Linked DNA regions of Homo sapiens: region 2 is linked to region 1. A link is a loop called in an ENCODE intact Hi-C map of the cell type or tissue named here. Cell type or tissue: K562. All regions are shown on one strand. Links, peaks and the distances in the headings refer to the core of each region. The heading gives the core; the rest is flanking DNA.

Region 1 (5,379 bases), core at 88-5,087:
ACAAGAATACAGCCACCATTGTAAAATGGCAGAGACTAAAACAAAGTATTGCCATGTGGTTACAGGTCATGTGCCCAAGGACATGAAACAAGATGGAGACTTGTAGCCTAGTTTGTTACTGACCATTTTGTTGTGCTGGCTTGAACAGCAGGCTTATGGGGTCCTGGGCCTGCATCCTAACCTAAGGTACCCTTTTTCTTTTGACAGAACCATACAGAAAGACTCACAAAGTACACCAGATTGACTACAGCTTAAGACCAACCTCACAAATCCTTTTTCATTAATTAAAACTTTACAGAGAATATAAACAATGATTCTTATTATGCTTTTTGCCAGTTTGCATAGGGAGAGAGAAGACAAAAGCTTGACTGGTTAAAAAAAAAAAAAACTTTTACCCTTTTGCCAGCATGTCAGGCTTCTGGGTTCCCTTCCTCCTAGCTCAACCCTAAGTGGAGCATTTTAAGGTTTGGGGAAGTCAGCTTTTCCCAGGTTGGAAGAACATTGTAAAAGAACTATTTTAAACTGTGAAAGGAAAGATACCATAGAAAAGTCTAGGGGATCCAAATAGGGTTGTCAAGAGGTGCTGCCTCTCTTCCTATTAGGGATGGTGTTTCCCCTATTTCTTCACCTTTTCTATTGTCCCTTTTCCTTTTAGACCTACTATAGGAGACATATTGCTCATCTCCCAAATTTCTCTGCTGCCTACATAGCTGCCTGCTTCTCAGCTGCGGTTAGGGTTTGGCTTAGGAGCAGCACAACATCCCGCTATGAGAGGACAAATACCTATTTTGGAAGTCTTCTATATACCTATCAGAGTCATCAGAAAATCAGCCTAAGTCTCCCTTTATTTGCTTAAGATCCTGTAATGAGAAGGGAACTTGAAACCTAGTAGCATCAGCTCCATTGGGCATTTCCTGTAGGGGGAAGACTGAAGCCGGGGGAGTGGGAAATTTTGGAGATGGTAGAGATGGAAGAGCTGGTGGTGTGGTTGGTGGTGGCTCCAGATAAGGGGGAGTGGAAGGGCTGAGACACCCGATAGCTTCCTCAGATGGTTCCCCCAGAAGTTGCTTTTTTACTTTTGGGGAATTATTCTCTTTGGGCCTGCCAGATAAGATTGCTAAAAGAGCTGTGTTGATTTTAGAATGCTTGCAAAAGGTCTAGTAAAAAGGCCATGTCCTTGTGCAAAACAAAATGAGCCACTTTTTCTTTAAAGTCTCAGGGTGAAAGGGGTCCCAGTGCTTCAGAATGCACTCCAGGGGAGTGCAGGTTGAAGATGGTACCCATCTAGAAAAAGAAGTGAGAAAAGGGCATCCCTTTAGTCTCCTTTCTTTTGGTGTGACCCAGGGTGGAGAGGAAGACAGTGGGGATGTCCCCTCCTGCTGTTTTCCATCCATGATTTCTGGGTCCTGGCACATGCCATCCATGGTTGCAGGTATGACCCCCCCCAGCCATGGAAGAAGAGGAACTAAGCAACTAGGGCTAGTCACACTCACCCAAGTGGCTCTAGTCCTCTCCCTGTGATTTCCCTTTGACTTCCTAGACTTATGTGATGGGCCTGGCTCCCCTAAAAATGGATCTCAAGAAAAACTACGTAATAGTTGGACAAAGCCCCTTTAATGGAAGGGGCGTGTGAGATTGAACACTATATCCTGCTATTATGGCCCATGCTAAAGCATTTACCCTTAAAGAATGGTTCTGGTTAACTTCCAAACTTAAAATCCCCTCACTAATTAAGTACCATTCTAATTGGAGGCAGAATAGGTGCTGTAAAAGAACATAGGGACTAAATGGCCATTTTCCTGCTGAAGGGACAGTATCGAGACTAAAATTTGGCTTCAGAGTATATTTTACTCCTAGTTGTTGGAGGCAGAATTTTCCTGTTTACAGAAGCAGCATAAAGCCTGGTTTCTGGTAGAGGGGTGCACAAAGGGGAGAGAACTGGGAAGCTAGGGTGTTTCCGTGAAGGACCAACAATATGCCTCATTGAGAGGATCTCTATTCCACTAGGGAGCACTGTTGACCTTGAAACACCTTGCGCTCTCTAGACTAGGGGCAGAGTGAGCTTGACATGCCATGTGCTCTCCAGACCAAGGGCAGAGAGTGACCTGGAAGTGTTATGTGCTCACCAGACAAAGGGCAGAGAGAGACTTGGGAATACCCTGTGCTCTCTAGACCGAGGGCAGAGAGTGATGCTCACTGTTGTGGGGGAACCTCTGTTCCTAGAAAATTACAAAGACACCTTCCCTTGAGCTGTATCCCCAGTTACTATGACATTCCCTGATCCTGCCAAACAAGATTACTTCCCTGAACTGTAAAACTTCCCACACATTGCATACACAGAGAGGATAAGCTATATGACCGTTGTGGACAGGAAAAGAGGAAATTATGATAGGAAAGTTGGAGATCTTGTTACTGACACCCCATTGGGGTGGTCAGAGACTGGGGTCCGTCCAGAAGCCTTTAGATAACACTGAGGGGTAGCTCCAGCCAGAAATCCTCAGTTGCTCCAGGACTTCTTCCAGCCCCATGTGATGGCTAAGTCCTCCACGAAAGGAAACTGGTTTAAACATGGCCAATACAGGCCAGGCACAGTGGCTCATGCCTGTAATCCCAGCACTTGGGGAGGCTGAGGCAGGTGGACCACCTGAAGTCAGGGGTTTGAGACCAGCCTGGCCAACATGGTGAAACCCCGTCTCCAATAAAAACACAAAAATTAGCTGGGCATGGTGGCACACGCCTGTAATCCTAGCTACTTGGGAGACTAAGGCAGGAAGAATCACTTGAACCTGGGAGGCGGAGGTTGCAGTGAACCGAGATCGCACCACTGCACTCCAGCCTAGGTGACAGAGCAAGACTGTCTCAAAAAAAAAAAAAAAAAGGTGGCGGGGGGCGGGCAATATGCCCAGCATCCTATGGATACTGGGGCTTCTCCATGTTCTCCACAGCAAGCCTGTCCCCCAAGTCTTCTAAGGCTGGCAGCCACACTAATCATTTTTAAATGGCTAAAGGGGGCCCAGTATTTGGTTTGATTTAGTTCTAAAATGGAGGCTGAGAGCCTCAAAATGAAAGGACAGAGTTGGAGTCCACTCCTCTACTCACTCTTCTGATGAATGCTATACCTTGGTATCCCAGGCAAGGTCCCCATTATGAAGCAGCTACATTGTCTGGGTAATATAACCTGGGGTTCATTGTCGCCTGCCAGGGAAATTTAGGACATGGACACACACAAGGAGTTTAGGAACAGAGGTAGAAGAGAAAGAGAAACAGCTTCCTGTATAGAAGAAGGGGCCTTGAGTGGAAAAGACTAGCTAGCAGTCAATGTGTCGAGTTCTATAGTCCAGTTTGAGGAGGCAATTCTGATTTACCCAGGGCTCATAGATTGGTTTGATCAGGTATGACGTTTACACAGTGCATGGGGAAGGCTGTCGTCCCACCCTAATGTTTTTATGCAAATGGGCTTTCTAGTTGATTAGTGCCATCTTGTCTGCTCCTTTACAGTACATGTGGCTGGAAGAGAAGGGACGATGGAGCCTCCGCCTTGAACATGTCTAGTCCTCAGTTCCTGCCTGCATTCACCCATGCAAGCTTCCATCTTGCAGCCTGCTCTTTGTTAGAAAATGATTTGCGGCTGCTCTTCATCAAAAAGAAAAGCCTTACTGAGGACTCCCATACCCTTCCTATCTGCCTAAGTGATTTCTTCTTAACTGCTATATCACTGGCACACTTCTAGCCTTACACCACATTCCCTTCATTCTCTTTCCTTAGGGTGAGCTGCCCACATGCACAGTGCTCTCCTTAAACTTGGGAGGTAAGCTTGTGCGGTGTGTTTAAGAAGTTGTATACCTGGCTGGGCGCAGTGGCTCACACCTGTAATCTTAACACTTTGGGAGGCCGAGGCGGGTGGATCATGAGGTCAAGAGATTGAGACCATCCTGGCCAACATGGTGAAACCCTGTCTCTACTAAAAATAAAAAAATTAGCCGGGGGTGGTGGCATGTGCCTGTAGTCCCAGCTAAGGCAGAAGAATCGCTTGAATCCGGGAGGCGGAGGTTGCAGTGAGCCGAGATCCTGCCAATGCACTCCAGCCTGGGCCACAGAGCAAGGCTCCATCTTAAAACAAATAAAAATAAAAGAAGTTGTTGTACACCTGCCCACCTGAAGATTTCTTCCCTTTTCTGGTGAAATGCCCCTGGAAGGTCATACTTCACCATTTTATCTGATAATGCAGACGCCAAAGCTCACTCCCCCAATTCCTGGTATTTTATTGGAAGCTGCTGATTACCAATATCTAGCATTTTTATCCGTTGGGAAATTGTCTCTCCCTGGCCTCTATGACCAATTATAATTTTTAGAGAGGCAGTGTGGCAACTGCCAAACCATCACCTGATCATCGCCTGACATTCCTGGTTGGGTGGAGGTGAGCCCTTTCCTGCCCTGCTCATGCCTGGCTAGCTACCTAATGTAACAGTATGAAAATGGGACCCTGAATTTTTTGGGATCTGTTTTGCTTTCCAGATGCTGTTTATTAGGCCCAAGAAACTACATGTTTTCCTAGCCCTGTTCCTCAGAGAACTGCATCCTGAAGCCAGTAATCTAATTAAGAAACTTAAAAACTGGCAAATGAAAACCCTTACAACTACTGGATCTTCTTCTGTGTAGTTATATGTGTTATGTGTGTAACGTTTATGTTTGAAGGAGCTCTTGTTAATTAGCTTAGAAATAGCAAATGCTTAAATAATTTTTTTTTTTTGTCAGAGAATTAGAAAACTAATGCCTTTTAGTTCATGTGACTTTAGTAAGCTTTGGGAAATAAAAAATTTTAAAGATTATTGGTCAAATAAAGACATTTGGTCTAAATTAGGCAGGTTAGATATTAGATTTGCTAAATTCTTTAAGGTAATAAACTGCTTCTTTAACTTTTGAAAATTGTTCAACTTACCTGCTTTGGAGCCATTAGATTCTAGGTGAGGCCTGGGGACATATGGAGTTAGCCATTCCCCCTGATTATGCTGGAAAGAGTCAGATGTTATGTGGACTTCTGTCTGGTGTCCTGGGCTCCACACCTAGTACATAATTATAATCGCTTACTTACCAGGTTTTTCACCAAAAAAAAAAAAAAAAAAAAAAGAAAAATTGCTAAGAGTTAGCACTGTAACATGTAATTGAGACTTATGAAAAAAAGGCAGTTTTACTTGGAAGGTGTGTGAGGAAAACTGAAATGTGCTTTTAGTGAAAGATTACAAGAAGGCATGGGAATGTAAATTTTTGCCTAGTTTAGAGGGTTAAAGGATTGTTTTAAATTATGTAGGATAAAGCTAAAGGTTTGAGCAAGTTGTGGAAGGTTTGTGAAAAATTAATCTTGTAAAAGAAATTCTGTGT
Region 2 (5,379 bases), core at 218-5,217, 320 kb after region 1:
CCTTGGTCTGTGCACAGAGTTACCTGGTCGCAGTTGTATCTGAGGATCCTTTCCCCCAAGTCGCCAGCTGGTTTCTTTCTGCATTGCTGAGAGTCTGGGTTTATTCATCACACTAGGTGGGTCTTGATTCCTTACCCCTGAGGCCACTGTAACAAGGCAGCGGGCATGCCTCCTCACGGGAGAGATCTAGACCCTCCCCAGAAGAGAATGGGAATCCTGGATGAGCCCTCAAATTTGTATTTGTATTTCAGTGCTGCAAAAGAAACAGCACTCGAGCATAAATTTTCTCAGCAAGGCAATTTACTTCTGTAGAAGGGTGCATCTCACAGATGGAGCAATGGCAAGAGCACACCTGAACAAAGAAGGAGAAGGGGGTCTTATCCCTGATGCAGGTAGCCCCTACTGCTGTGTCATTCCCCTGTTGGCAAGGGTTGAACCACACAGTCTAAGCTAATTCTGCCTGGCTATTTTAAAGAGAGCAGGGTTATGAACCAGAGTGGTGGGGTGAGCAGTTTTGGTGGGAAGGATGGTTACAGAACAGGTGACTAAAGGTGACTCAGGTCAAAGCAGGTGACCAGAGGTGACTCAGGACAGAGCAGGTGACCAGGAGTGACTCAGGGCAGAGCAGGTGAGCAGGGGAACAGATGTGAACTACTGATTAGAACTGGTGTAAAAGGTTGTTTACTGAAACTAGAGGCAAGGAGATGAGGAGAATGAGGAAGTTAAACTTTAAAATGGAGAACAAAGAACTGAACATACTGACATACTGATCCTTTGAAGAGAAATTTAGAATTCACTGTATTTAACATCAGCAAACCAAATTCAACAACACATTGAAAAGATAATACACCACAATCAAGTGACTTTTATACCAGAAATGCATGAATGCTTCAACATTTGCAAATCAACAAATAAGATACATCACATAAACAGAATTAAGAACAAAAATCATATGATCATCTAATAGATGCTAAAAAAGCATTTGATAAAATTAAGCATCCCTTTATCATAAAAACCCTCACCAAACTAGGCATCAAAGGAACATAAATCAAAATAATAAGAGTCACATATAATAAACTCATAGCCAACATCATACCAAATGGGAAAAAGTTGAAAGCATTCCCTCCAAGAACTGGAACAAGACAAAGTTGCCTACTTTCACCACTCTTATTCAACATGGTACTGGAAGTCCTCACCAAAGCAATCAGACAAGAGAAAAATATAAAAGACATCCAAATTAAAAAAGAGGAAGTCAAATTATCCCTGTTCACTGACGATATAATCTTATATTTGGAAAACCCTAAAGACTCCACCAAAAATCGCTTAGATTTGATAAATGAATTCAGTTAAAGTTTAAAGATACAAAATTAATGTACAGATATCAGTGCCATTTCTATACACCAGTAATGTTCTAGTCAAAGATATCAGTCAAAATAATATTAATAATTTTTTAAAGTAAAACCTTCTGCTCTAAAAAACATACTGTTAAGTATAAGAAAGGACAAACTATAGACTGAGAGAAAATATTTCCCAAAAAGGACTGAATATATTTCCTGACTATGTAATAAATTATATATTTATATATTTATATTTAATTTATAAAACTATTTTTATATAATGAATTATATATTTCTTGAATGTATAATGAATTCTCATAACCTAATAACAATAAGACAAACACCACAAAAAAATTTATTTAAAGGGAATAATATAGGCGTTAAGAAATTATTTAGGCAGATAGTGAGGGTACAGGAGTCCTTGGTAAGGTTTTTCTTTTAATAGAAAGCAGCCCCCAAATCATTTCTTTTCTAACAGAAAGTAGCCTGAAAAATCAAGCTGCAAGCATAGATAAGCAAGCTGGAAACTTGCACAGGTGAATCCCGGCAGCTGTGCCAAAAGCCAGGTATATACAACAAATAGGTTTTCTTCTCCCTTCTCCTTGTCGCCATGTGTGTGGGTGTCATGGCACCGGCCAGGTGGAAACCACATCTGCCTAATAAAAGAAAGATTAGGGTGGGATGGCCAGCCTCTTTGTGGACTATGTAAATGGCACACTTGGTCCAACTAAATCCCTAGGCCCTATGTAAATCAGATACTGCCTCCTCAAGCCCTCTATAAAACCAGCCGCTTCCCACCGCAACCCGGGAGATCCCTTCGGAACCCCCTCCCTCTGCACAGGGGAGCTTTCCTCTTGTTTCTTTCACCTATTAAACTTTCTGCTCTTAAACCCATTCCCTGTGTGCCCACATCTTTGTTCTCCTTAGCGCGAGACAACGAACCTCAGTTATTTCCCCAGACAGACAACACCACTTCATTGTGGGGACTCGCCCAGGATCAGAATCAGAACAGAAGGTATATTCATCAGAGGGGTGAGTACAGGCGCAGAACTTAACTTTCAACTCTGTCCTTTCATTTGGAGGCTCTCGGCCTCCATCTTAAGTTCAAACAATGGGCATCCTATAGCCACCTAAATGCTAATAGGGCGGCCGCCATGCGGGAAGTCTCAGATGTTAGGCTTGCTTGGGAGAACATGGAGAACTTCTCAATACTCACGGATCATTGGGAATGTTGGCCATGCTTCTCGAACCAGTTTTCTCTCACGGAGGACCTAGCCGTCGCGTGGGGCTAGAAAAGGTCCTGAAGCAACTGAAGATTTCTCGCCAGGACTACACCCTGGTGTTATCTGAAGGCTTCTGGACTGACCCCACCTCCAACTGCCCGGCTGGGTGTCCGCAACAGGATCTACAGCTGTCCTATCGCAAAATTTCCTCATTTCCTATCCGCAAAGGCCATGTCTCCTATCCTCTCTGTGTATGCAGTGTTTGAGAATTTTTACAGTTCAGGAAAATAGTCCTGTTAGGAAAGATTAGCGAATGCCATAGTAACTGAGAATATAGCACAAGGGAATGCTGTTTTCTGTCATTTTCTAGGAGCAAAGAGCCCTTCTCAATAAGCATTTCTCCCTCTACCCTTCCTCTGGGAAGCGCACGGTATTTCTAGGTCAACGTCGCCACCTAGTGGAATAGGAATCCTCTCCATGAGGCACAGCGTTGGTCCATTGCTGTAACACTCTAGCCTCCCAATTCTCCTCCCTTTTTGCACCCCTATACTAGAGACCAGGCTTTATGCCCCTTCTGTGAATGCGAAAACACTGCCTTCAACAATTAGGAGTAAAATGTCCTCCAAAGCCAAATTTTAGTTCTGATACTGTCCCATCAGCAGGAAAACAGCCATTAGGTCCCTACGTTCTTTTAAGGCACACATTCTGCCCCCAGTTAAAACAGTACTTAATTAGTAAGGAGATTTTAAATCCAGAAGTTCACCAGAACCATTCTCTAAGGGTAAACCATTCTCTAAACACCTGAGATTGGGTAATTTAGAAAGAAAAGAGGTTTATTTAGCTCATGGTTCTGCAGGCTTGGAAGTTCAAGGACATGGCCACCCTGGCTTCTGGTGAGGGTGTCATAACATGGCAGACAAGGTCAAAAGAGAAGAGAACAGGTACAAAGAGAGAAAACCTGAAGAGCATCTGGGCTTTATAACAACCCACTCTTATGGGAACTAATCCATTCCTGTGTTGCCAGAGTGAGAATGCAAAGCCATTTCATGAGGGATCCACCCCCAAAACCCAAACACTTCCCACTAGGTCCCACAGCCCAACATCACCACATAGGGGATCAAATTTCAACATGAGTTTTGGTGGAGACAAACAAACCATATCCAAACCATATCCACCTTATACAAAAATTAACTCAGGATGGATCACAGACTTAAATATACAAAATGTAAAACTATATAAAACTTTTAGAAAAAAAGGAGAAAATTTGGGGGATTTGGAACTAAGTAAAGAGTTCTTAGACTTGCCACTAAATGTATGATCCATAAAAGGAAAAATTAATTAATTGGACTTAATAAATTTTAAAAGCTTTGCTTGGTGAAAGGCTCTATTAAGGGCATAAAAATACAACCTATAGACCAGGAGAACATATTTTCATACCACCTATTTGGCAAAAGACTAGTATCTAGAATATATAAAGAACTCTGAAAATTCAACATTAAAAAAATAAATAATACAACTGGAAAATTAGCAAAAGACATGAAAACAGTTCACTAAAGAGAATATTCAAATAAAAAATGCATGAAAAGATTTTCAACATTATTAGCTACATTGAATTTAATGTAGATTAAAACCACAATGGAATGTTACTACATACCTAGAGGGTGGCTGAAATTAAAAACTGACAACACCAAATGCTGGTGAGGATGCACAAAAACTGCATCATTCATACACCACTGATGGGAATGTAAAATGTACATGAAAATAAATTAGTTTGGCAGTTTCTTTTAAAACTAAACATGCAACTACCATGTAGCCAGGCAACTGTACTCTTGAGCATTTATCCCAGAGAAATGAAAACATACTCACACAAAAATCTGTATGTGAATGTTTATAGTAACACTGTTCAAAATTGCAAAAAAAAAAAAAAAATGGAAATAATCCAGATGTCCCCCAGCGGGTAAATGTTTAAACAAACTGTGATACATCCAAGCCATGGAATACTGCTCAACAATGGAAAAGAACAACAACCTGGATGAATCTCCAGATAATTTTTTGAGTGAAAAAAAAAAAATCCCAAAAAGTTCTATACTGTATGATTCCATTTAAATAGGAAGTTAGGGTGGAAAGACATTGGGTGTGGATATAAAATGGCAACATGAGGGAACTTTGTTCTTTATCTTGACCTTATCAGTGTTAATATCCTTGTGTGATATTGCACTGTAGTTTTGCAAGATGTTACCAGTGGAGGTAATTGGATAAAGTGACAGAGGATCTCTTATTTCTAAAAATTTAAGAAGTAAATCAGATACAAAGAAATATGATGTAAAGAAAACCTCATTCACGAGTTCATGTCCTTTGCAGGGACATGGATGAAGCTGGAAACCATCAGCCTCAGCAAACTAACCCAAGAACAGAAAACCAAACGCTGCATGTTCTCACTCATAAGTGAGAGTTGAACAGTGAGAACACATGGACACAGGAAGGGGAACATCACACATGGGGGCCTGTCAGGGGGTGGGGGGCAAGGGGAGGGAGAACATTAGGACAAATACCTAATGCATGAGGGGCTTAAAACCTAGATGACGGGTTGATAGGTGCAGCAAACCACCATGGCACACGAATACCTATGTAACAAACCTGCACATTCTGCATATGTATCCCAGAGCTTAAAGTAAAATTCAAAAAAAAAGAAAAGAAAAGAAATACAAGAAAACCTCACTCACAATCTGGCATGTCTAGTCTTCCTTTTATTTAAAATAGTTGATTCTCAATCCTGGATGTTGTAACTCCCACAGTAGACTTTTGGTGATGTCTAGAGA

The links. Hi-C counts contacts between places; a loop is a spot of excess contacts. Peaks named below come from ENCODE experiments on the same cell type or tissue, not always from the same donor. Only the 100,000 strongest peaks of a DNase experiment are listed, where the experiment ranks them.
Region 2: a loop joins it to region 1, with 24 times the contacts of the local background. A loop is called at or near these places in 22 of 110 quality-filtered maps.

Annotation. Positions count from the first base shown.
Region 1 is chr11:125,552,154-125,557,532 of GRCh38, forward strand. No RefSeq gene overlaps it. Among named protein-coding and RNA genes, the nearest start is that of EI24, 15 kb to the right of the region's middle. RefSeq lists cis regulatory regions at 724-1,257, 1,889-2,155. In K562, for the core only: CTCF peaks have their summits at 931 (motif pointing right) and 2,016 (motif pointing right); DNase peaks (open chromatin) are centred at 1,008 and 2,028.
Region 2 is chr11:125,871,693-125,877,071 of GRCh38, forward strand. LINC03136 (long intergenic non-protein coding RNA 3136) reads right to left here. Exons shown (of 2, transcript XR_007062935.1): 1 at 2,554-5,379; 2 at 1,664-1,993. Among named protein-coding and RNA genes, the nearest start is that of LINC03136, 8.5 kb to the right of the region's middle. In K562, for the core only: a CTCF peak has its summit at 3,012 (motif pointing left); a DNase peak (open chromatin) is centred at 2,989; H3K4me3 peaks cover 626 bases.